4 separate regions of the Homo sapiens genome follow, and regions 2, 3 and 4 are each linked to region 1. A link is a contact called in ENCODE Hi-C or POLR2A ChIA-PET data. All regions are on one chromosome and are shown on one strand. The core of a region is the stretch at or near the end of the contact, and the rest is flanking DNA. Distances in the headings are between cores, read along the strand shown. Region 1 has its middle 230 kb from the start of RARB-AS1. Region 2 overlaps RARB (retinoic acid receptor beta). Region 3 overlaps RARB (retinoic acid receptor beta). Region 4 holds the start of RARB (retinoic acid receptor beta).

What was found. Hi-C counts contacts between places; a loop is a spot of excess contacts on that map. ChIA-PET counts read pairs that join two places held with the same protein, here RNA polymerase II (POLR2A). Pooled maps may share reads with other maps.
Region 2: a map of heart right ventricle shows a loop between it and region 1 (5-fold over the local background). The contact joins two enhancer-like sites. A Hi-C loop is called at or near these places in 10 of 168 maps with a recorded cell type or tissue (A673, Caco-2, aorta and 7 more) and 17 of 50 pooled maps.
Region 3: a loop to region 1 is called in a map of chondrocyte, with 2.2 times the contacts of the local background. The contact joins two enhancer-like sites. A Hi-C loop is called at or near these places in 1 of 168 maps with a recorded cell type or tissue (chondrocyte) and 1 of 50 pooled maps.
Region 4: a loop to region 1 is called in a map of ascending aorta, with 2.1 times the contacts of the local background. The contact joins the promoter of RARB here to the enhancer-like site in region 1. A Hi-C loop is called at or near these places in 12 of 168 maps with a recorded cell type or tissue (Caco-2, Calu3, Right ventricle myocardium inferior and 9 more) and 16 of 50 pooled maps. POLR2A ChIA-PET finds 5 or more read pairs at or near these places in 2 of 52 experiments (OCI-LY7 and PC-9).

Annotation. Positions count from the first base shown.
Region 1 is chr3:25,154,224-25,160,055 of GRCh38, reverse strand. It overlaps a transcript of RARB not described here. Among named protein-coding and RNA genes, the nearest start is that of RARB-AS1, 230 kb to the left of the region's middle. RefSeq lists a silencer at 4,064-4,358. Within about 2 kb of position 3,170, at least 2 of the 41 ENCODE cell types and tissues checked have a DNase peak (open chromatin) inside an H3K27ac peak, as active enhancers do; they include ascending aorta and endothelial cell of umbilical vein, where a contact is called at or near this core.
Region 2 is chr3:25,590,353-25,596,184 of GRCh38, reverse strand. It overlaps RARB (retinoic acid receptor beta), which reads right to left. Exons shown (of 8, transcript NM_000965.5): 6 at 2,478-2,682; 7 at 1,507-1,665. Among named protein-coding and RNA genes, the nearest start is that of TOP2B, 72 kb to the left of the region's middle. Within about 2 kb of position 2,149, at least 3 of the 41 ENCODE cell types and tissues checked have a DNase peak (open chromatin) inside an H3K27ac peak, as active enhancers do.
Region 3 is chr3:25,570,161-25,575,992 of GRCh38, reverse strand. The region is part of intron 4 of RARB (retinoic acid receptor beta); the gene reads right to left. Among named protein-coding and RNA genes, the nearest start is that of TOP2B, 92 kb to the left of the region's middle. RefSeq lists enhancers at 2,008-2,535, 2,536-3,064. Within about 2 kb of position 2,877, at least 5 of the 41 ENCODE cell types and tissues checked have a DNase peak (open chromatin) inside an H3K27ac peak, as active enhancers do.
Region 4 is chr3:25,425,613-25,431,444 of GRCh38, reverse strand. It overlaps RARB (retinoic acid receptor beta), which reads right to left and starts at 3,182. Exons shown (of 8, transcript NM_000965.5): 1 at 2,557-3,182. The coding sequence starts at 2,713. RefSeq lists an enhancer at 3,284-4,121.

The DNA.
Region 1 (5,832 bases), core at 1,921-4,420:
GAAACAAAAATATCAAATCTCAGTGTTTTGTTTTTTAAACGTTTTGTACTTAAGAATTTCCTTTGCTGTCTTAATTAGCCTGTGGTTTTCAAGAGAGTTGGGAGGAGAAAGAATGGGTAGTTTTCTCTTCCCCCAAAATAAAGATGTGTCTGAATTATCTCCCTTATTCTCTTTGTGGGTGTTTGGGGTGTTAGTACCTAGAAGAAAAATAAAAGTTTAACCTCATTTGAATACTGAAGTTTGGCCTCCTCACATTAGGAAATGACATTTTAAGTTATCCCAATGCCTTCTTCTCCCTAACTCTGGCAGCTTGGCTGTGTGGCCTCCACTCCCATTCTGAGACCTGCCCCCCTTTTTGTTGTCAGAAAAACCTCTAAAAGATGACTAAGAGATCAAAGAGGATACAGCTGTTTTGCTTCATTCATCTGAATGAAGCCATGTGTGCAATATGGATAAAATGTACGATCATATAAGAAATCAACCAGAATATATTTCCAAGTGGCACTTTTCCTTCCAGACAGTCATAGTATGTGGCTCACAACTTATTCAGATGACGCTATTACTCAAGACACTTTTGGGTTGGGCACGGTGGCTCACGCCTGTAATCCCAGCACTTTGGGAGGCTGAGGGGGAGCGGGGGGGGTGGATCATCTGAGGTCAGGAGTTCGAGACCAGCCTGACCAACATGGAGAAACCCGGTCTCTACTAAAAACACAAAATTAGCCAGGTGTGGTGGTGCATACTTGTAATCCCAGCTACTCACGAGGCTGAGGCAGGAGAATTGCTTGAACCGGGGAGGGGGAGGTGGAGGTTGTGGTGAGCCGAGATCGCGCCATTGCACTCTAGCCTGGGCAACAAAAGCAAAACTCCATCTCAAAAAAAAAAAAAAAAAAAAAAAAAAGACAATTTGGAACAGTTTTCTTGGGAGAAATCATCACTAGAGGAAATGTGGCAGAGACATTACTATATTCTCATCAAATATCATTTTCTTTTTTTTTCACTTACACAGCCAAACAGTATTTCCCAACTTCTTCTGCATCTAGCTGGGGGCATAAGACCGAGCTCTGGCCTGTAGAACGTGGGTGATGTGATGTCTGCCACTTCCAGGCCTAGTCCCCCAAATCGCCTACAGAATTTTTCAGGCTCTCTCTTCTCTCTATTGCTGACTGAATGCAGAGGGTTCAATACAGAACTCTGAGGACCTAGAAAACCTCAGAACCTCTACTGGGAAGCAGTTTGGGTCTCTGAATAGTTGTATGGAGCACAGCCTTCCTACGTGCCTGCACTGGATGATGACATTAGTGAGAAATAAATCTTTATTGTATTTAGTTGCTGAAATGTGCAGATCTATGTTATAACTGGACAAATAAAGTCATTAATTACATAAAGATAATAATTTCATGACTTTATATTTGTACTTCAATTTTTGATTCCCAAATCTTCTCTGCCCCTATTGACTAGACTTTCTTCTGAAATTATTCTTTTAAAGCAAATATATCTTAAGGAAGAAGAGTTACCACCTCCCCCCTAAAACCAATACTTGCTACAAAGGCAATTAAAAAACAAGAAGAATTCAAATGACAATCTGATAATTAGTAGCATCACTGAAATAGGTCTACAGCTTCTTCAAGGATCAGCTTGAAAGCCAACAGCACTCACTTGAATTTATGGGAGAGATTATAAGCAATTGTAACAAAGAATGCAAGCCATGGAACTATTGAAAAATAATATTTCTAAGTGATTAATATTTCAATAATTATAGCATTCTAATAATTGAAGGGTGATTTGGTTTTCTATATGATATAAGGTGATGGTGTGATCTCTCAGGTAAAATTATGGTAGCCAGTCCCCAGGATAAAGATATGGGAAGGAAAGTTTGTAAGGAAACAGAGCAGTATTATCTTGATAGGCTGGCTGGTAATACGTGAGCAGTAATGTTTCTTTGCTGCTTATGTGTTTGGGTCGGAAATTATGTTTAAAGTAGTTTAACTTCATTGGTGCAAATATCACATTATGGAGAAAATTGCTATTTATACACGTGCATTCTTTTGAAGTCAAGATAACCACACTTTGGAAAAGTTATTAATTCAAACTGTGTTAAATTACAGACATTCTGGATAAACAATAGTCTGCTGCATCAGTTGATTTAAAGTTGGTCAGCACATTGCTTTGTGAATTCACACCGTGCAAATAAAGAGGTGAGTCTTATTCAAGGAAACAAACCATAGCAATCAAGCTTCTGTTAGAGGCAAAGAGTAAAATCTCGAGTCTCAGCTTTCTGATTTAAAAAATGAGAAAATAACAGGACTTAGCACACAAATTTGTGAAGAAGATCAAATGAGTTAATATAGATACTTAGGGCTGGGCATGGTGGCTTCCACCTGTAATCCCAGCACTTTGGGAGGCGGAGGCAGGCAGATCGCTTGAGGCCAGGAGTTTGAGACGAGCCTGGTCAACATGGTGAAACCTCATCTCTACTAAAAATAAAAAATTAGCTGGGTGTTGGTGGCTCACGCCTGTAGTCCTGTTACTCTGGAGGCTGAGGCTGGAGAATCACCTGGGAGGCTGAGGTTGCAGTGAGCTGAGATTGCACTACTGCATTCCAGCCTGGGTGACAGGATGAGACACTGTCTCAAAAAAAAACAAAAACAACAACAAAAAAAACCATATATATACACACACACACACACACACACACACACACAAACACACACACTCAGAACTGTGCCTCGCACTAAGGAAGCACTAATTATTGTTAATATTGTTAACATTGTTAATTTTGTTAATATTGTTGACTCCATGAAAATACCTGATAAGTTTAAGCATGTTTAAGCCAGTTCACATTCACACATAGCTGGAAACAGAACAAAACACTTTTTCCCATATTTGTTTTGAACAGATACCTTATTGTTTCCTGTATTACTTATCCATTCATTTATTTATATCAGATGTATGTTTACATGCATACACATACATACATCCTTTTTTAGAAGTCAAATTTCTTGACTTAAAAATCAATTTAGGAGATTTATTAAGAAAATGACAAACGTATGAACGTGGTCATTATTTCCGCTGACTGAGGTTTTACAAGTGCCTGCTACGATCTCTAGCCTGACCTAGCTCCAATATTTCAGCTGTCCAGTTAGCCAGAAGTTTAACTGAAAGGCCTGCCACATTCCTAACTATTGTGTCACTGGAGCAATCTGCTAGAGACAGCACCTCTTTTAGCCTTGTTCTAGCTAAGACTCAGCCTGTTTCTCTTTCTTAAACTCTTTCAGGAGGGAAAAAAATAATCAGCCTAAAAATTCCTCTGGGCCAAAATACAGCCTTGGACATCTTATGCCAAGAAGGACTCAAAAATACTGGCTGAAGCATTTTTTTAATGTGTTGTAGGAACGAGAGCATCTCCATTTAGACTCTGTGCACATTTTTAAAATAACTGTTTTGTTCTCTGTGGACAAGCACTTTAAAAATTAGGATTAAAAATTAAGTGAAAAGTCTAACTGCCTTTTTTTTTTTTTTTTTTTTTTTTTTTTTTTGCAGTTGGGGCTAGAATTTGTGTGATTAGAGTCAGTTAAAATGAAGGGAAATTAATAGCAAGAAAGCATTCACTAGTGATGTCAATGAATGGCCACATTTCCATGACATTTTACTGCATCCACTCAAACAGATGGGATTCCAGGGCTAACTGGCCTCTGTTGAGATGAATGAGATTCCACAACTATTAGCACATTGGCATAGAAATGGGCTGAATTCAGTTGCAGAGGCATTCTTACAGAAACAAAGAAGATCACAAAGCTACCTTGTCCCCAGTGTCCATCAACACAGACCCATTCGTTATCAAATCCCATTCATTCCTGCTAAAGTTACATTCAGTATCAGACGACATTCTTCGGCACCACATGGAAATTCTGAGGATCTGATTATCTATTAACTACTATTGATGCTGATGTGGCTGGTTTGGCTACAGAAGACCAAACAGCACTCTCACAAATGGTGATACAAGTCGAAAAATTGCCAGGCAAAAAATCAAGCACACAGAGAAAAAGCAGACTCACCAATAAACAAATGAACTAAGGCCTCCTGTGTTGGCAAAGGTCACCCAATACATTGAAATTCAATGGAGGGGGTTTTAAGTTAAGGAAAACAGGCAAACACCAGGGAAGCTATCATGTAAAAAGGCTGGGAACCAATGCCCCCTTTCCTATAGAAAGGAGCCAGCATGGGGTATGCTTTGCAGATGGGCTGGGGTAGCAGACAGGCTGCAGAGCACATCTGGCACACAGGTGTATGGCCTTGTGTTCCTAAGCCAGCCATCAACAGTCATGTGGAAAGAGTCCTATTGCTGTTTTGGGTGAAAATCAAGAGGAATTGTAGCTGAGAGATCATAAAGCTTTTTGAAAAAAAGTGTGTGGGTCCCAGCCAAAACATTCTTCCTCCAGATTATATTTTTAATCCACCTACTTAATTAACTAGCTCCTCAGTGGATCAAATGATATTAGTGAGTTAGAGTAATATTGCCACTGGAGCAGTCATTTAATTCTAGCAACTCTAAAGCAAATTATTTCATAAACGGATAGTTTATTCAATTCTGTTCAGTTCCAATTCAATTCTGAGCCCCTTCTATGACCAAAGCACTGAGATAGACCCGTGAGGGAAGACAGTAAGGGAGGAACAATCCCTGCCCACAATCTAACAAGGGAATAGTGACTGCTACAAAATAATAGCAATGCAATGCAAATAAAGTTTACGTGTGCTGGGGTCAGGGGGAAGAGAATTAGTTCTAAAAGGGAGGGTGATCACTTTCATGGCAGGAAAGCAGAAAAGACATGACAGAACAGAGAGCATGGAAGAAAAATGCTAAAAAATACAAAAAAAAGAATTGAGCAGACAAGACAGATATATTGGGGAAGCAATATTTCATTTTAGATGGAATATAATGCATACGGAAAGAGAATAGTGATAAAATCTAAATCAGAGAATGGCAATGAGAAGAAATAACAGAATTGGATGTGAGAATGATAAAATGTTAACAAGTGATTGAATGAATTGGGCAAGTTTCATGAATACTTGCTATGTGTTAGGTCCTACATTGGATGTTGGAATACAAAAGTAAAAGCCATGCTCATGCCACCCCTGCTTCCTCCCAAGTAGCTCACAGCCTACTGGGGAAAAGACAAGCCTTTAGGGTTGGCGCCATGCTCAGATGTAGGTAGGTGCGAGTATTATGAAAGCACACAGGATGCACACCTAGCCAACAAAGGACTGGTTGGGGAAAGGTGACAACTGAACTGGGCAAGGGCCTTCTGCACAAAATATAGAAAATGTAAACTCTGAGCTGGGGAGTAGTAAGAGATTGGAATGGAAAGGAAGGATCTGGATGGAAGACCCTACACATGTAGTTTGGGCAACTGGACTTTTCTCCTGCATGTACCCACTGGTGAGTCATTGGAAGGTCTGAAGTAGGGACATGACATTGTGAGATATGCAAAGGCCACTTTGGCAGCTGTGTGGAAAATGGATTGGTAGCAAAGCTTTGAGGCTGGACAACCAGCCAGGAGACTATTGCAAGGGTCCCACTGAGAGGGCCCAAGACTTTGGTCTCCGCCATGATGAATCCAAAGAACATTAATGAGGGTAGCACAGATAGAATAAGACATAGATTGGACATGGGATTAAAGGAGAGTCAACAATGAAGGCTGACTCCAGAATTCTGGTTTTATAAACCAAGCAAATAACGGTACCCTTCAGCAAGCTAAGGAACTCGGATGGAGCAAAAGGCTTCAGAAAGGATGAACGTAGTTTTGGATGAGTTAATTGAAATGCCTGTGG
Region 2 (5,832 bases), core at 900-3,399, 440 kb before region 1:
TCATGTGTTAGTTTATTGCAAAGTTAGTTAGATTGGGTTCTCAACCAGCTCAGACTCATAGTATGTTGATAGAGAGGGTCTTTTTATGATCTGCTAGAACTTCATTCGTCTTTTATGCAAGCAATAACTGATACAATTGCTCCTTTTGATAACAGAAAATTATGCAAACAATGCCTCCCAGAGGCTATCCTTATTTTACACCATTAAAACATTTTTACTTTGTGGAAAAGCAGCTGAGATATGGTGACGTTTAAATATGATGTCTTAGTTTCAGGAAATAACAATTTACAAAGAGAAGTTCCTGATGAAAGAAGTGTATCTTGAAAAAGACAGGTTGATGGCAGTTACCCACAAACAGAGGAGTTCACGATGTGCAGTGACTATTGACAACTAGATTTAGCAGCACTCTGTCCAGTACAATACCCACTAGGTAGCTAAATTTAAATTTGTTAAATAAAATGAGAAAAACAGTGCCTCAGTTGCATAAGCCACACTTCAAGTGCTCGAGAACCTCTTGTGTCTGGTGGCTACTGAACTGGACAGTACAGATTATTTCTGTAATTGCAGTAAATTCTATTAGATATCACTAGTCTAGTCATCTATACAGAATGATAGTATTATGTTAAACAGCCTCATTTTTAAAAATCAAAGATACCGTATTCACAACCACACTGGTATCTGCTGTTTACTTCTACTCTTAATTCCATGCAAGGATGAATTCAGAATGCTCATCTAGGAGACCTCTTAGAAGGAGCTCGAGTTAAGACTGCTTGTCAAACAAGTTCCCTGTGCTTTTAAGCACTTTCTGAAATACAGAGTTTATTCCTTGGCTAGCAAACATCTTCAGAGACAGAGTAAGTAGTCTGATGGGGAAAGGAGAATGACAATAGCCCATTTGGTACCAGGGATAGCTGCTGAGTTGTCTCTCTACATAGAAAAACCTTACTGTTAAACACTCAACTGTGATATGGATCTAGGCACCTCTATTAATTGCTTGAGTTGCTACATAAACAGAAAATCACTAGGCAAAGAATATACCTCTTAGGCAAGAATTCCTTTGCTTAGAAGTGTGCAGAAGAAAATCTGCCTATATACAAAAGAGCAATGGCTAAAGTGATTGAGAGAAACTTAACAAAGGTTTAGATATTCAAGAAAAACTGGAGTCAAGGTAACATAAACCAGAGATGTGTAGAAAGCTGGAATTAAATGTATGAACCTAGAGAATTAGCCTGTTTTAGTACATTCTCTTGAAAACAATGTTTTTCTAATCAGTCATGAATTTTAAAGCTCTCAATCGTTAAGATAATTGAATAGGGTAAGATTTGAGGTGTTTTTTTTTTTTTTTTAGAGGGGGGAGGGATAGTATTTCCTTTTGATTTCAATGAGAAATGAGTTCCAAGACTTTAAAAGCAGCCATTAAACATCCTGAATTGAATAAAGCAACACAACCTGGTAAGGCCCTCAAGTCCACTGTGTGACTACAGTACTGAGAGCACGAAGACATACCTTTAGCACTGATGCTACGGAGATCTGTGATTTTCATTAAGATCTTTGGAAACATGTGAGGCTTGCTGGGTCGTCTTTTTCTGATATAAATTTTTAGTGCTTCCAGCAATGGTTCTTGTAGCTTATCTACTTTTGTCGGTTCCTCAAGGTCCTGGCGGTCTGGATACCAGGAATAAAGTATTAAACAAAATCAGGATTTATGCCCTTTTCCCCTCTTCCTTGTTTCCTTATTCCTACTGTTATGAGTTCATTAATTTGGTAATTCAATTACATACACAAATTTGCAGACTTATGCAGTTGCTTTAAGCAGTGATACTTGAAAAACAAAAAAAAACTGCCCCCCCTTGGTAGTATAAACATTTTGATGCCTGGTTGCTTTTGTCCCAGGGAAAGAATTACCTCCTTTGACCAGAAGGTGTCACTACCAAACTGAATTAAAACAAATCTTGAGCAGGATGGTTATTTTAGCATAAAATAAATCTGCTCCTTAATTAAAACCATTACTTTTTAACCACTTACGATTCAGCCTCCTATAGGCCAGTAGGGGTCACTACAAAGAAGAAAGCTAAATTTTATCCCAGTCCTGCAAGGGTTGGTGGGAGGGCCCAGCCAAATACTTGTATGCCTACCCACTAGATAACAAACAGCACATACAAGTCCCTTGTCATCATTCAAATGTCCCCAGACAATTCATTTTATAATAGTGTGATCCTGCCTTTAAGAAAAAAAATCTGTGGCAATTGGAGTAATAGCTTTTTGGGATTTCTTTCTGAGCAGAAGGATCCCAAATACCATTAGTTAATTTGTAACAACATGGAAAAATACAATGAAACCAGGCATGTATGCCTGGCTTTATTCACATGTTTTCCCATGTAAAACAACTCCAAAAGGGAAATGAGGAATTTTTCACAAATTACAAGTATAAACTGTTCTTCATGGAATTTCATGAGGCTTTTCTACATAGTTGGTACCTCCACAGATTAAGCAGATGGCACTGAGAAGGCCTGTTTCTGTGTCATCCATTTCCAAAGGCAGGAGCTGGTTGGCAAAGGTGAACACAAGGTCAGTCAGAGGACCAAATCCAGCATTGTGCATCTGAGTTCGATTTAGGGTAAGGCCGTCTGAGAAAGTCATGGTGTCTTGTTCTGGGGTATACCTGGTGCAAATTCTAAGAATCTGGAAGGAAAAAAAAATTGATGGATGTTCTAAGCCATCCTGTCCTGAAATCATCAATCAGATGTAAGCAGGAAATAACATGAAGATTTCCAAGGAGCTCTTGGGGCAGTCTGTCCCCCTTTCACATGTTGAATGTCTTCTTTAGCTCTTTCATTAAGAGACTACAGAAGTCAAAACCCAGGGGCTAAAGTTTTTTAGGAAACACTAAACAGGACATAAGAAATTTTGAGAAATATCTTTTTAAAAGTAATTCATTACTTGACTCAAATAAACATTTACTGAGTGCCTAATTATGTCCCAGGCACTGTGCCAGGTGCTGGAGATAAAAAAAAAAAAAGATGAATAAGATTCTATTTTTTAAGAGCTTACAGTCTGCAATAAATGACAATTTATTAAATGCATAGTATATATCAAGTTTTGTACATACCCTACATTCAATCTTTCAAACAGCTTGGTAAAGTGAATATTATTCTTATTTTACAAATGAAGGACTTAAGGCTCAGAAAGGTTAGGTGATGTGCCCAATGTCACATAGTTAACATGTAACTGAATCTGACTCAAACCCAAGTTAGGCTCTCTCTCCCATGATGCCTCTGATCACACGGTTACACAGGCAGCTGTAATACAAGGGACATGAGTGAAACCAGCAAGGTACTAGGGAGTTCAGAAAAAGGAAAGCTCAGAAATAGCCAGGAGGAAATCAAGGGCAGATCCATAAAGAGGTAGCATTTCAACCGAACCCTAAAGTGTAGGCAGGATTTCTACAGGCAAAAAGCCTGAGTCACTCTGCCAGAGTCTCCCAGTCCCACCCAGTGTATGCTTGACACATAACCCTGTTGGCCCCCTGGGGCGCTAGCTACTAAGGAGACTCTTGCTCACTGCCCTGTGCCTCTAGGCCTCACTCAGAGCAAAACAAACTAAAAATGCCTTGCTTCTGTAGATACTCAATCCTGGTTCATGTTTCCACTGCCCTATTAAGCCTAAATGCTGGTAAGGAGCTCCGTGCATTGCAGAGCACTTCCCCACCCAGAACCACATTTCTGCACCGACAATAAAGGGTCTCTGCTGACCAGGTTTCCATACTTGACTTTTCTCTCTGAAAAAGTTTCAGAGCTGCTTGAAGCACAGAGAGAAGTAAATCCCACCTGGACAAAAGTGAATAACTCAGGAGGTTGAAGAAGTTGAAAGTTTTTCCCAGATAATGGCATTCAATTTGACTGGGTATAGTCCTGTGAATGTCCACCTCAGTGTCAACCTACAGGAGGGCAGATGTGATCAGAAAGGCCTGCATTATTCCTGTTACACAGCCATGTGCAGAGAGGAGTGGCCTCTGAGGAAGACACAGGACCTCTACCTAGGAGGAGTAGTAAAGCCCTCTCCATCCTGCCCATATTCCCATCAGGTCTCCTAAAAGAAAAACTTCTGTCAAATCTCTCATCTTGTCAGGGAAACACTGGGGGTTTGGGACCAGGACACTTCCCATGGGGAAGACAGTCCTATCTGACTGGTGGTGGATCCACAAGAGCCTCAAACCCACTGGACCACATGAACCATGATGGGACAGTTGTACTGCAATGGTCACATGCTTTTGGGTTCTCTAAATCTCCAAGAAGGCAGTGACCTAGGAGCCAGCCTTCTCCCTACACAAAGGACTCCAGCGTGGATAAGGAGGAAGGCACCAGGACATCCTATAGAGTGAGGGTGCAGCAGCGCCTCTGTTGTATATATTTTTAAAAGTCTGACTTCAGTGTCTTATTGGTTAAAACTCCGAGAGGAAAACTGAATGAGTAAGCCCTCTTCATCCCTAACATACAGTAATAGCTAATGTTTTATTGATCACCTACCAGGTACCATACTAAACACTAGTATATTATTTCTCCTATCAACCCATGAATTGTTACTATTAGCTGGGGAAACAAATCTGAATAGCTTATGCTAGGTCACATAAGCTAGTAGAATGATTTGATTTCAGCTTTTTCTAGAACCCATGGTTTTAACCATTGCTCCACAGCTGCCTCATTTTCTCTCCACGCCAATAGTCAAACCTAGACACCTCTCTAAGGTTAGATAATCTTTAGCCCAGTACTGATTTCGATATCGGCCTTACTGGGCACTTTTGTGCAGCACATAACTGCATAACTATTCACGTTGGCCTGCCTGCTGTAGAGGGGTGCAGAGCTTGTGGCCTGGAAACAGAAACTTCGTTTTATATTGGGAGGGGTGGTAGAGAGATATCTAAATCAGGACATGTCCTCAAACTTCTTAATGTTCCTACTATATGATCAAGTGGCATAGTGAATTAGCAATTGATCATTAATGTGAGTAGTTCTCAAAACACTACCATGATCTCTCTTCATTTGATGGGTCGTTATTTTCACCTCCCAGATACTTGCCCAGGGGCCTTTCTGAGCTAGCCCAGCCATTTCCACTGGTTTCCCAACTGGTTGACCTGTTTCACTTCATCTTGGTAACTGATGGGGTATGAAGCCATTCCCAATGTCACAGCAGTAAGAAAACCCAGAGGTCATTGGGCATAAAGCCTCACATTTCCCCTGAAAGTGGGAAGTAAAGTGTGGTGCCCAAGGTCACACAAGCAATGGTGCTAGAGCCTAGAATACAGGCCTTCCAATCCCCAGCCTGATGTTCCTTCAACTACCTGGAGAAACATTAGGAAATACTGTCTGTGCAGGGAGTTATCAAGTGACAGTCAAAGTTAGCACTTTGGGAGGGCAAGGCGGATAGATCATCTGCAGTCAGGAACTCGAGACCAGCCTGGCCCACACGGTGAAATCTGTCCCTACCAAAAAGTACAAAAATTAGCCAGGCCTGGTGAAGCGCACCTGTAGTCCCATCTGCTGGGCAGGCTGAGGTTGGAGAATCTCTTGAACTGGGAGGGGGAGGTTGCAGTGAGCTGGGATCACGCCACTGCACTTCAGCCTGGGTGACAGAGTGAGACCCTGTCTCAACAACCACCACCACAACAACAAAGTTAGTATGCTCAATATTTATGGGCCCCAAATCCTGGGATACGTTTCTAGTCTGGAATCAAATGGGTACTAAATAAATCTTTGCAGCTTTAACATGCCGCCAAGAAATGAATGCATGAGATCTGTCCCCTGCAAAAAATGAAAGAATCCAGAGATTTGTCGG
Region 3 (5,832 bases), core at 1,628-4,127, 420 kb before region 1:
TATGTGTGCTGCCAGAGGTTTCTAAATACTCACAACACTTGTGACAAAATTTGATCTCCAGCTAGACTTTGCAGAGAGCGGCAAGCATGGAAAGGTAACATCCATGCACTCCAGTTCTGCACTCACTAGGTGTTACTGTTTGTTACGGGTTAAACTGTGTTCCTCAAAAAGATGTGTTGAAATCCTAGCCCGAGTATGTCAGAATGTGACGCTATTTGAAAATAGTGTCTTTATAGGGGTAATCAAGTTAAAATGAGGTAATTAGGGTGGGCCCTAATCCAGTATGACTTGGTGCCCTTATAAAAAAAAATGTGGAAATCTGGACAGAGGTTGACATGCATAGAGAGAAGACGATGTGAAGAAACACAGGGAGAAGATGACCATGAGAAGACGGAGGATTGGTGTCATGCAACTACAAGCACTGCCTTCCACGCCAGAAGCTACAAGAGGCAAGAAAGGGCTCTCTCCCAGAGCTGTCAGAGACAGCGTGGCCATGCACACACCTTGATTTTGGACTTCTAGCTTCCAGAAATGCGATCAAATAATGTTGTCTCAAGCCACCCAGTTTGTATTATTTTGTTCCAGCAGCCCTAGGAAACTAACACAGTAGGTATGCAGTCATTGTTTGTTGCAACATGAAAGAATGGTCTAGGTCAGGGGTCCCCAAGCCCTGGGTCGTGGATGGGTACTGGTCGGTGTCCTGCTAGGAACTGGGCCGCACGGCAGGAGGTGAGTGGCCAGGAGCGAGCGTTATCGCCAGAACTCCACCTCCTTCAGATCAGCGGCGGCATTACATTCTCATAGGAACATGAACCCTACTGCAAAGTGCGCATGCGAGGGATCTAAGTTGTCCTTCATGAGTTTCATCCTGAAACTATCCCCAAGCCCAGCATCTATGGAAAAATTCTCTTCCATGAAACTGGTCCCTGGTGCCAAGAAGGTTGGGGACCGCTGCTGGGTGATACTGGCAGCACAGGTGTGTTTACTAGCAAGAAACTGAGGCTCACTAAGTTAACAACTGGCTCAAAGTCAGACAGCTGTGAGGTGACAGTGGGGACTGGAACTCGGGTTTCGTGGCCCCCACTGACCTTCTATCCCTCCTGATGCATCTCTCCTGGCAGCCCGAGCTCCCCGAGTTCCAGGTTCTGCTCCTCTGGTTGATGGCAAATGTTAGTTTCCAAAAAGCGCACCGAGTCCACCCATGACAAGTGCTCAAAACAGCCTTCCTTTTCTATGGTATGTCTCCTGGAAAGTCTTTCGTGGTTAATAATTCTGTTTGTGGTCATTTTTCTGAGCAGGTTAAGGGCTTCTTAAATCTTCATAGTTCATATTCACAAGCCCCTCGGAGGACAGCTTACCTCCCGCCAGGCCCCACCTGGTGATGAGCGGCCCGCACACGGCAGAGCAGTGGGAGGCCGGGAGCAGAGGCGGCCCGGAGCAGACAGCACGAGCTGGGGGTGGGGGCTACACCACCTGGAAATCTGTCCCACTGTCACACCCACGCTAGTTTACAGAACCTGGGCATGTGGCTCGAAAAAATGACAAGACATTTATGATGGGGTGGAGAGGAGGAGAGCTGCACATTCGGCACGACTCCTCTGTGCCGGAAACTGTGCAAGGCGCTCCATATATTTTTCTCATGGAACCCTCCAGGCAGGAGGTGGATGTTTTTAAAACTCCCATTATACAGATGAAGGAGCTGAGGTGCAAATGATGATGTAACTTTCCAAAGTCACATGACTCCTAAGTAGCAGGGATAAGAGTTGAGCTTGAATTTATGAGGCCCTAAAGCCCAAATGATACTCACTAGGGTTCACCCTAAGGAAGCGGAGAACACGTCCTCAGAGCGAGGATGTTACCTCTGGTTCAGTCCTGATTCTATTTTGGAAAGCTCATCTATAAATAGCTTCTCTCCTGCTTTCCACCTTTCCACAGGGAATCCACCCTCTCTCCTTTTATGGCGGCGGAGGGTCATTGGGTAGAAACCTTCCCAGGGATACTAGCTCTGAAGATTGTGGGTGAGTGCCCTGCCCTGGCCTGAGGTGGGGGTGGTGGGGATATGTTTCTGCCTCTTCCAGCCATTCCTGCGGTCTCCGGGGACCCAACCATTTGTCCCAAATCCACCCTAATTAGGGAAGAAAAAGGAACTACTCTTTCAAAGATCTGTAGATGCGCAGTTGGCTGCCTTTCTTATTCCTCTCTGCCCACTAATTCCAAAGGCATCTGACAGGGATGCCACTCTGGTGAAGATGACAGGAAGTTTCCTGCCGTGGAAGCAACTGCCTGTCTAAAAAAAGCTCTTTTTAAAAATGCTCAACTCCGAACTAAGAGCTTGCAGAGAATGTGTTATGGCTGCTGTTATTTATTTATACCACCGACTTCCAGAAAGGATTTTAAGTGGCTCACAATAAAAACACAGCTAGATCTGGGGAGAGATAGTACAAATGAAGAGCACGGTCAGCTGCGAGACTGGCTCAGAGCGCCCTCCACCCCGCGGTGGGCAGCAGGCCTCCGGAAGGATGCCCAGTAGTGAAGGGCCACGCTCTAGAGATAAAATCGTGTTTCTGTTTTTCTGCCTGACTGGGAGGTACAAGAAGTCTCCACAATGTGTTTAGGAGGGTGGGCCCCAGTTGAGGACTGGGGGTGACTCACCCCCATATTGGGGTGGATAGGAAAGGGCCCTGGAGGCCTGCAGGGAAGCCTCTCTCTCTTAGGCCAGAAGCCGAGGCTGAGACTAGAATTGGAATGCACGATAGTTTATGTGGGAGGAGATCCCAGGAAGCACTGGAAGAACAGAGTGGGCAGGGAAGGAAGGCGGCCAGCGGAGATCATCACTGTGGGCAGTCAGAGCTCGATCTAGTTGGGAAACTCTGGGACGTGGTTTAGAGGATACCTAAGAGTATCCTGCCCAACGAATAAGGAAGCTGGGGGGGTTTATCTCTCCACGTTCTGCTCATCAGTGGTGAGGGACCGCTCGCAGGAGTGGCAATGCCTCACATGTGAGCCATCCTGTAGGAATCCCGGTCACACCAGGGCGCATGTTCCAGGAGCGGCAAATGCTGTACGTTGTGTTTGTCCTGCCCTCCTCCAGGTTAGAGTGGGAGCTGTTTCACCTGATTACTAGGTGAGTCAGGGTCTGGGGATTGACTTGGCTATGCTAAGATACCACCTGGAGGAGGCGGAGGGGGACCCTGATGTAGCAGTTACTGGCCCTAGGTATTGCCATATAAAGTCGCTCACCTCATGACCTGGATCAAAAGTCTCCTCTTTCAGGAAGACCTCCCCACTCTCATCTCTTTTCCTCTGACTTTCTTGGAGCTACAAGATTGATTTATTCCTGGGTCACAGCTCTCTCCTCCTAGCTAGATGCCGCCAATGGCCCCAGCTTCCATTCTCCCTTTTTGGCAACCCTCTCAAGGGATTCTGTGTATAGTATACTGGTTAAAAGAGCTGCCCTGGAGTCAGACTGTTTAGGTTCAAGTCTCACCTCTGACCACTTGTTGACTAAGAGACAAGGGGAAAGTTATCGAGCCTTTCTGTACCTGGCTTTTGCATCTGTAATATGAGGGCAACGAAACCCAAATCACAGAGTCCTCATAAGGAATAAAAGAATTAGTATACTTATAGTACTTAGCATGGTCCCTAGTACATAGTAAATGCTCAATAAATATGAGATGTAATAATGATTACAATGATAATAATAAAGATTTTTGACCACAACCATCAATTACTGTTCATTATTTACAGACTCCTCAAGTGGCACTCAAGACTCCGCCAGGCTTTTCCCATTCTCACTTCCCACTTGCTCTCAACTCAACACAGTCCACCATTGCACAGCACCTGTTTTCTCTCATCTTCTCTTTTCGCCCCTTCCCACTGTGCCAGCCTGAGTTCCCTCATTTCTTAGGTCAAGACGCCCTCACCTTGATACACAGCTCAATACAGGGCCTGAAATGCCACTGAATGGTTGGCAATTAGTAAGTATTTCTAAAAGAAATAAATGGCATACTTTCAGGTATTGGTTATTCATCATGTTACTTTTCTGTATTGTCAGATGCACCCAGCATGGGGGCCAGGTCTCTGGAGGGTCAGTTAGTATCCAGTAGAAGGTACGTGTCTGGATGATGTTTCTGCCACTCCACTGCTGGGTAGATATTTTTGGGTTCCATCACAGCAGCTTTTCATAAATTGTCTCATTTCATCCTCCCAACTATTTCACATTATTCCCATTTAGAGATGGGAAAACTGAGGCTGAGAGACGTTAGGTAATTTGTTCACCGTCATGGGGCTGATGGTGGCTGAGTAGGACTTGAAGTACATTCGTGTGGTTCCAGGCCTCTGTTCTGGATACATGGGGTCACATTCCACTTTCTCTCCCAGGTGAAAATGAAAGCTCCCTTACAGTGTCCAGTCTTGTCCTGGCCTGTGTCCCTGCTCTGGGATGGGACAGTGTTCCCCAAACTCAGTGAAGACTGGTTGAGGTTAAGCCGAGACTCTCCCTCGGCCTGGCAGACATGCCAGTGTTTCTCCTGGCTGACACCAATGGGCGAGGTGGACCCCAGAGTGCCACCCTGGGTGTTGCTTCTCAAAGCCCGGCTCATTTGCTCTTCAGAGTCTGGTCTGCAGACCAGCAGCATAAGCAGCCTGGCAGCTTGTTAGAAATGCCCCTAGGCCATGCCTGCTGCACCAGAACCTGCACTGTAACGAGTTCACCAGGTGCTTCAGATGCACGCTGAGTTTTGAAAAGTACTGCTCAAGGTTCTACCTCTGCTTCCAGGTGAGCCAAAGTCTCTGAGCTCAGCCAGGAGACTTGTCTGTTTAAGGTGGGTGCCAGCCCTTCAGAAGCTGGTGCCACCCAACTGTGTAGTCTCATTTTCATCTGAGAAGCCACCTAGGTTTGTGCTGGCCCCAGATTCCATGGGCGCCCCTCTGGGCCTGCTCCTGGTCACCATTATTGTGTTACAGATACCACCAACATCCTAGCGCACTACACCCCATGCTCACCAAGAACTGCTCCAAAGCCCCGCCGCTCACTGTTTTTTTTTTTTCTTTCTGGTATCACTATTTTGTCTTTTGATCTTCAGGACCTCCCATGCTATCATTTTTCTAGAACACCATTCACCAAGCCAGCAAGTGCTACAATATTTGGATTTTGTTTTTAAAGTATGTTTACCATAGCATTGTAGGTGAGCAACCTAAGCTTTTTAAAGAGGCCAGAACAACATTCTAGTTGTATTAATTCATCAAATATCTACTGAGTGTCTATTACATGCCACAAGTTAGAAATATACATCAGTGAACATAATACATGCAAAAACCACTTGGAAAAATTAAAGCACCTCATGACCCCTCCACTGGCACAACCTAGACCAGCCAACATACACCTCCTACCTTTTTATCTCACTTCTCTTTTTCCTGCCTCTCTTTATTTCCAATCTCAGTGAAAGGCCATTCCTAGTGGAACGCTGGGAAGCAGAGGGGGAACATTCACTCAACTGGGCATGGGGCATGCCTACCCCAAACTTTTCTAGGCCCTGGCTTGGGGGTTTTGTACATGTCCTCTCACAGAAGGCAAACCTTGGCCCAGGGGATGGCCTCTTTATCTTGGTTGGATTTCACAGATGGATTGGGGTTTTTAAAAGATCAGGCCCCGTCCCCCTGGGTCCCTCCGTACAGAGGTCCGTCATGACCCATGTAACGCTTCACTGGCTTTACTTGTTTCCTTCACCAGATCAAAGTCTCTGAGAGCAGCACTGAATAGTTCATGTTGCCAGGGCTTAGAACACAGCCTGTCGTATAGCAAATACTCAGTTAATGCATCTAGAGTGAATG
Region 4 (5,832 bases), core at 1,933-4,432, 270 kb before region 1:
ATAAGAAGCAATTCACAGACACTACTACAAATGGCAGCTGGCTGGCATATCATTTTTCTGCCTTTAAAATTAAAAAGAAAATAAAGGGAATATTTTAACACCTTTCAAAGTGAGCTTGTGATGGTGTGCTCCATGTTCAAAGGTCTTACTTTATTTACTATGCATACACACACACACCATAAAAAAAACTCAAAGCAGAAAATAGTTTTGGTTGGAATTTAGTACTTTTTCTTCTTTGCCCACTGTTTCCTCTGTGTTAAAAGCAAAAACAGATCTGCTTCTCGTCAAAATAGCCATTAAGTAAAATGGAAAAGGTTGTGGTTATGTTCTTACTTACACAAATGTAGCCCTAATATACTTTTATTTCAATAGCCCTAACTAGCTGTACCACCCTGAACCAAACACTGCATGGCACAAGACATTTGTTAGAATCTCTAAAAAAAAAAAAAAAAAAAAGTTTTAGTTTTATTTATGCTAAAAAAAAAAAAAAATCGTTGGAACAACTGACCATCATAAAGTGGTTTATGAGGGTAAAGCAACTCTGCAAGGGCACAAGCAATATTTACATTTTATTCATTTAACCTAAAGTTGGGGTGTGGGATTCAAACTCTTGTGAAACTGACCACAATAAGAACTAATTGCCCTGCTTACAAAAATAAGACACTGGAATTTCTGAAATCCCTTTGTCAAATGCCTTTATTTACTTTGTCTAATGCAAGTTTCTTTGATTAGCTAAACTTTGCTGTTATCAACACTTCTTGCTTATCGGGTAGTTTTAGGCGAATGACACATTCACCGCTCGCTCTCCCTAGATAAAGCAAATCCCTTGTTTAACTTGTCCAAGAACAAACAAAGCTTTTCCCCCTACTCTTACAACTTAATAGGCATCTTTGGAAGGTTAATTACAAAAGGAAGAATGTCTACATGTAAAAACTCTATTAGGTCTAATAACTTTTGGCGAGGATCCTGAGCATATTTTTTCCTTCTGTTAAAAAACATGTTTCATTACCACTTTCTCTAACAAGAAAAAGTTTCAGAGAGCCCCAGTTCCCTGGGATTCCAACAGAAATTGTTCATACTGTTTTAATTGCTACAAAGAGGACAGGTCTGAAAAGTCTCTTCTTGGATTAGAAAATTATTTTGTAACACTCCAGTTTCTTTGAGTTCTCCAGAAATAAAATGGGCACCAAAAAAGAAAAGGCATTTGGGGAGCAGCTGAAGATTAAGGCGCCTTCTGAAAACGATATTCTTTTTGCCCTGCTTATGGCTCTACAAAATGTTAAGTCAGACAGCCAGGCTGTTGGCATCAAATGGTTATTGATTTTTCAGCTACAAACCTGTTGATTTCCCGGCCCAAGAAGCAAGTCTTTATTCTTAAGAAAAAGTTTCAGAGAGGGCAATTTAAATCCTGTCATTGTCCCCTCTCCCCTTTTTCTTCTCTCTTTAGATAAGCCACCATGTTATTAGGAAAACTCAATTTCTTCCAGTTAAACTTTGACCTCTTTGAAAACAAAGATTTAAAATGTCATTTTCAGGCTAATGCTCCAATGAATTGTCAAATAAAGTACTAAAAACATTTTGATAGATAGCTGAGCCATTTATCTAAATCACTGTCAGGGCGGCGAAGCATCCTGCAGGCTCCCACTACAGCCACCCGAAGGTGGGATTTTCTGGGACTCCTGATCATTTCTCAAGCCTGCAGCCAGGCTACTGTTGACCAGGTGCGTACCTCGGCACTGTGTCAGCATCAGATAACAAAATAGTCAATATTTTTTTTTTAAATTGGGCTACCCCACTTATATTTCCTTTCCTTTAACTGATGTCCACGTTCCGGGCTGAACTGCAAGATATGGAAATAATGGATGGCTCAGTCCAAGGGGTGTTCATTGCCAGTAGTTTTCTAGCAAAACAGCAACTTCTTAGACCAACAAAGTGACTTGGAAAGGTGGCAGCAGGGTCAATGCTAAGAAATATTGCCTTTCCTTAGCAAGGAAAACATTGGAAGCGGCAGCTTGAACTGGTGGTTTATGAACTTCGGGAGCAGCAGCCACCTTAATTAAACTAAATTCCTTTCAAGGAAAATGTCATATTTTAATTACTTTGGACTGTTGGAATACACAAGGGGTGGGGGGACCTATACAACTAGTAGCTAATCCAAAGAACAGCAAAGTTAAATTCCACTCTGCATACATTTTAGTAAAAACTGCAAAATGTGTCAAATTGCCCTACTTGAAGAATGTTTTAAAGTCTTGTGGTCACCCTCTACTCCCCACCCCCCACATTTTTATGCATATTTTAAAAACTGTTTTCAAGAGACTATAAGGTTGGTAAGGAGAGGAGCATGGGGGCGGGAGGGGTTATTTGGGAAGAAAACATCTAACAGGAAATTTTCAGCAAAGGGAATCAATATGCATGCCAGCATATCACACCCCTTCAGCATTAAATCATTAAATCCTTTGTCTTGCTACCAATGCAGTTTATTTCCAACGTCTTTATTGCATGCAAGAGAGACAATTTTTTTTTTCTTGGTAGAAGAAGGGAAAAAAATAAACCTACATTGAGCAGTGTGCCGATGCTGCCATTCGGTTTGGGTCAATCCACTGAAGCATGCTTTGAGAGCTTTCTCCTGGAGCATGCAGGAAGACGGACTCGCAGTGTAGAAATCCAGGATTTGCCCAGGACTCACTGACAGAACATCCATACAGTCAAACATGATCTCCCTTGCACTGAATGTCTGCAAAAGTGCTTATCCTCTAGGTGTGGAGGCAAATGGCATAGAAAAGTCCACCCAACTCCATCAAACTCTGCCCCTTTTTTGGCACGTAGGCTGTTGGTCTTTTTCCCAGCCCCGAATCATGAATTATGACAGACAAGCCAGCTAAAAGCCTGTAATTGATCCAAATGATCATTTACCATTTTCCAGGCTTGCTCGGCCAATCCAGCCGGGGCGGGGGGTTCCCAGAAAGATCCCAAGTTCTCCTTCCAAGTAAATGCTTGCAAAAAGCCTTCCGAATGCGTTCCGGATCCTACCCCGACGGTGCCCAGACAAACCCTGCTCGGATCGCTCGCGTTCTCGGCATCCCAGTCCTCAAACAGCTCGCATGGGGGAATTCTGGTCCCCCCTTTGGCAAAGAATAGACCCTCCTGCCTCTGAACAGCTCACTTCCTACTACTTCTGTCACACAGAATGAAAGATTGAATTGCCTAATATATGCGAGTGAACTTTCGGTGAACCCTACCCGGGCTGCTAACCTTCAAATGACCCAACTAGTCTGACATCACCAACTCCCAGGATTCTCACAGAGCTTAAAAACTCCCAGCAGCCCTGCAAAAGCAGACAGCCAGAGAGGCAGGCAGCGAGCGCACAAGCCGGCGTTTTCTTTCCTATTTCTCACCTTAAAAACAATACAAGAAGTGCTTTTAAAATGAGCAGGGGAGGAGCCGGGACGCTGCTCCTGGCTCACGTTGAGCACCAACTTCTCTCCCTTTACGCCTTTTTATTTGCGGCGGCTTAGCTTGGAAAACGGTGTTCCGCCTGCGCCCGCTCGCCTCCCGCCCACCGCCTCGCCCCCCAGCCCACACTTTAAATTCCTCTGTGCGCCTTTCTGTCTGTTAAATTCCTTATAACTTATGTATTTTTCCACTCCAGAAAAAGCACATGCAAGCCCTAAACTGTAGAACAGAGAATGGCTACCCCTTGGGAAAGGCTTGGGTTGGGAAACTTTCCATTCCACAGTCTTTTTCTCTTTCTCCCTCTTGCAAGCCCCTGGCTGAATTGACTGCACTCGTTTGCTCTGCAATCCAGCTTTCGAGATTCATTTACTTTGAAAAATCCTCTCCAGGTTCTATGCAGCATATAGAGTAGTCAGGAATTGGTTACCCCTGTCCCAAACACACAGCCACACAGAAAATGAGATTTCAGATCTGGACTTGAAAAAACAGTATAGTGGTCAAGAGCATGGGTTGGGGAATCAAACTGAACTAGATTCCAATTCCAGGTCTGCCACTTACCAGCTGTGTGTTCTGGGATAAGTATTTAACTTCTTCAGGCTTCAGTTTCCTCATCTGTAAAATGGGCATATAATACTACCCACGTCAGTGTTAACTGGGAGGACAGAAATAACACTTGTATGGTGCTGGGTAAATATCATGGAACAAATGTTAGCTGTGACTCATCCTCATACTGTTCAACTGGTGAAACAAAACCCCGGGGAGATGAGACCTACCCAAGGTCACACAGCTCAGAGCTGTGACTAGAACCCAGCTCCCTAGGATGAAAGTCCAATGTGAAAATTACTTGCCTGTTCCCACATCCTTGCACCCCAAATAGCCATGTTGGTTGCCTCTCTCATCATACACCTACACACATCCCACCACATAATTAAACGCATATTTTGTAAACTGGTTTAAGTATGACAGTTTTACATTTTGAAGGACCAGTTTTCTCTCATTCCAGCCCCTGCCCAATCCTTTTATTAAAATACAGTAATTTTAAGGGAAAATGATTTTTTAGATCTCTCACACTGACCCAACCTACAGGAAGAAGAGTCTTTCCAGCCAGTCCTAAAACACTAAGAAGGATAGATGCAGTATTTACAAATAAACCCAGCCGGATGGAGAGCTTTAAAAGGGAGAGCCAATCTACCCTGCAGCCATTTTGCACAACTTGTTTAAAGGATGCAACATACATCAAATAAAGGAAACTCTGGAGAGGAATTAAAACACCCTTTTTTCTCCACTGCCTCTGTAGCATTTACTTGTAATTCTCCCACAAAACAGGGCAGGCAAGTGGTTAGGCAGGGAGGGAGAGTCTCCTTGCCCAATGCAGGGAAGAGCACTGCTCCAGTCTCCTTTTTGTGGATAGTGTTGGAATGTGCATTGGCATCCGGGCCTTTTAAAAGCCTGTCAGGGGGCACCCCACCCCATGCTGAAACACTGCCCTGTCTAGTGGAGTTGCTAAGTGGCACTTGTGGTGTAACATGAAAAGTATGCATCGCACACACTTACCAAGTCAAAGATCCTTTTATGAAGGTACATTAAAACAATTTTCAGCCCAGCAAGCTCAGTTCTTGCTATTGAAAAGTTCAGGGCAATAAAGGGGTGAGATTTTTGCTGAATCTGTGTTTGTTATTTTTGCGCCTCTCTTCTCTCTTTTATATGGCCATCATTTTGTAACAGAGACTTATTGTAAGAAACCCTTTAACTACAAAGAAAACACACATTTTAAGCAAGAGAACACAGAGGAATTTACAAAACATTTAACACACTGTCATTAAGGTAGTTGTAAAGATACACAAAGCACTACATTATGTGCCAATTTCTACTTGGTCCATGAGGCTTATGGCTCCAAATGCTTATTTAAGGTCCTTAGAGTTCCTTGGAAACTGAGTTCATTTTTACCGGACAGTGGAGGTGGATGAAAAGTTGTTAGACAAGAGAAGAGGAAACAGCTATATTGGAAGTAGAGCAGGAGAAACTTAAGTTAGAGATGAGAAACATGGCATCACTGACAGGTATGTGTGTACAGGGATCTGTTATCCAGGGGAGGCTGCTGCACATTCTTGCTTAACATCTCTCCAAAGAGTAGAGATGCACTGGTCCCAGGGAAGTGAAGATGGGGATGGGTGTCCTCAAAATTCTGTTCATTCTCATTTCTTAAGCTATGGAATCAGCCTCATTGAGCGAGACCACTGCTTCCGAATTTCTTACCTCTATACTGTATCATTGCACAAAAATAACAACATTAGTGTGTCTCTCTCTGTGTGTGGTAAAGGTTGGGCGACTCGATGTTTTCTTTCTTTGTGCAAGAAAATGTAAAATATATAATTACCT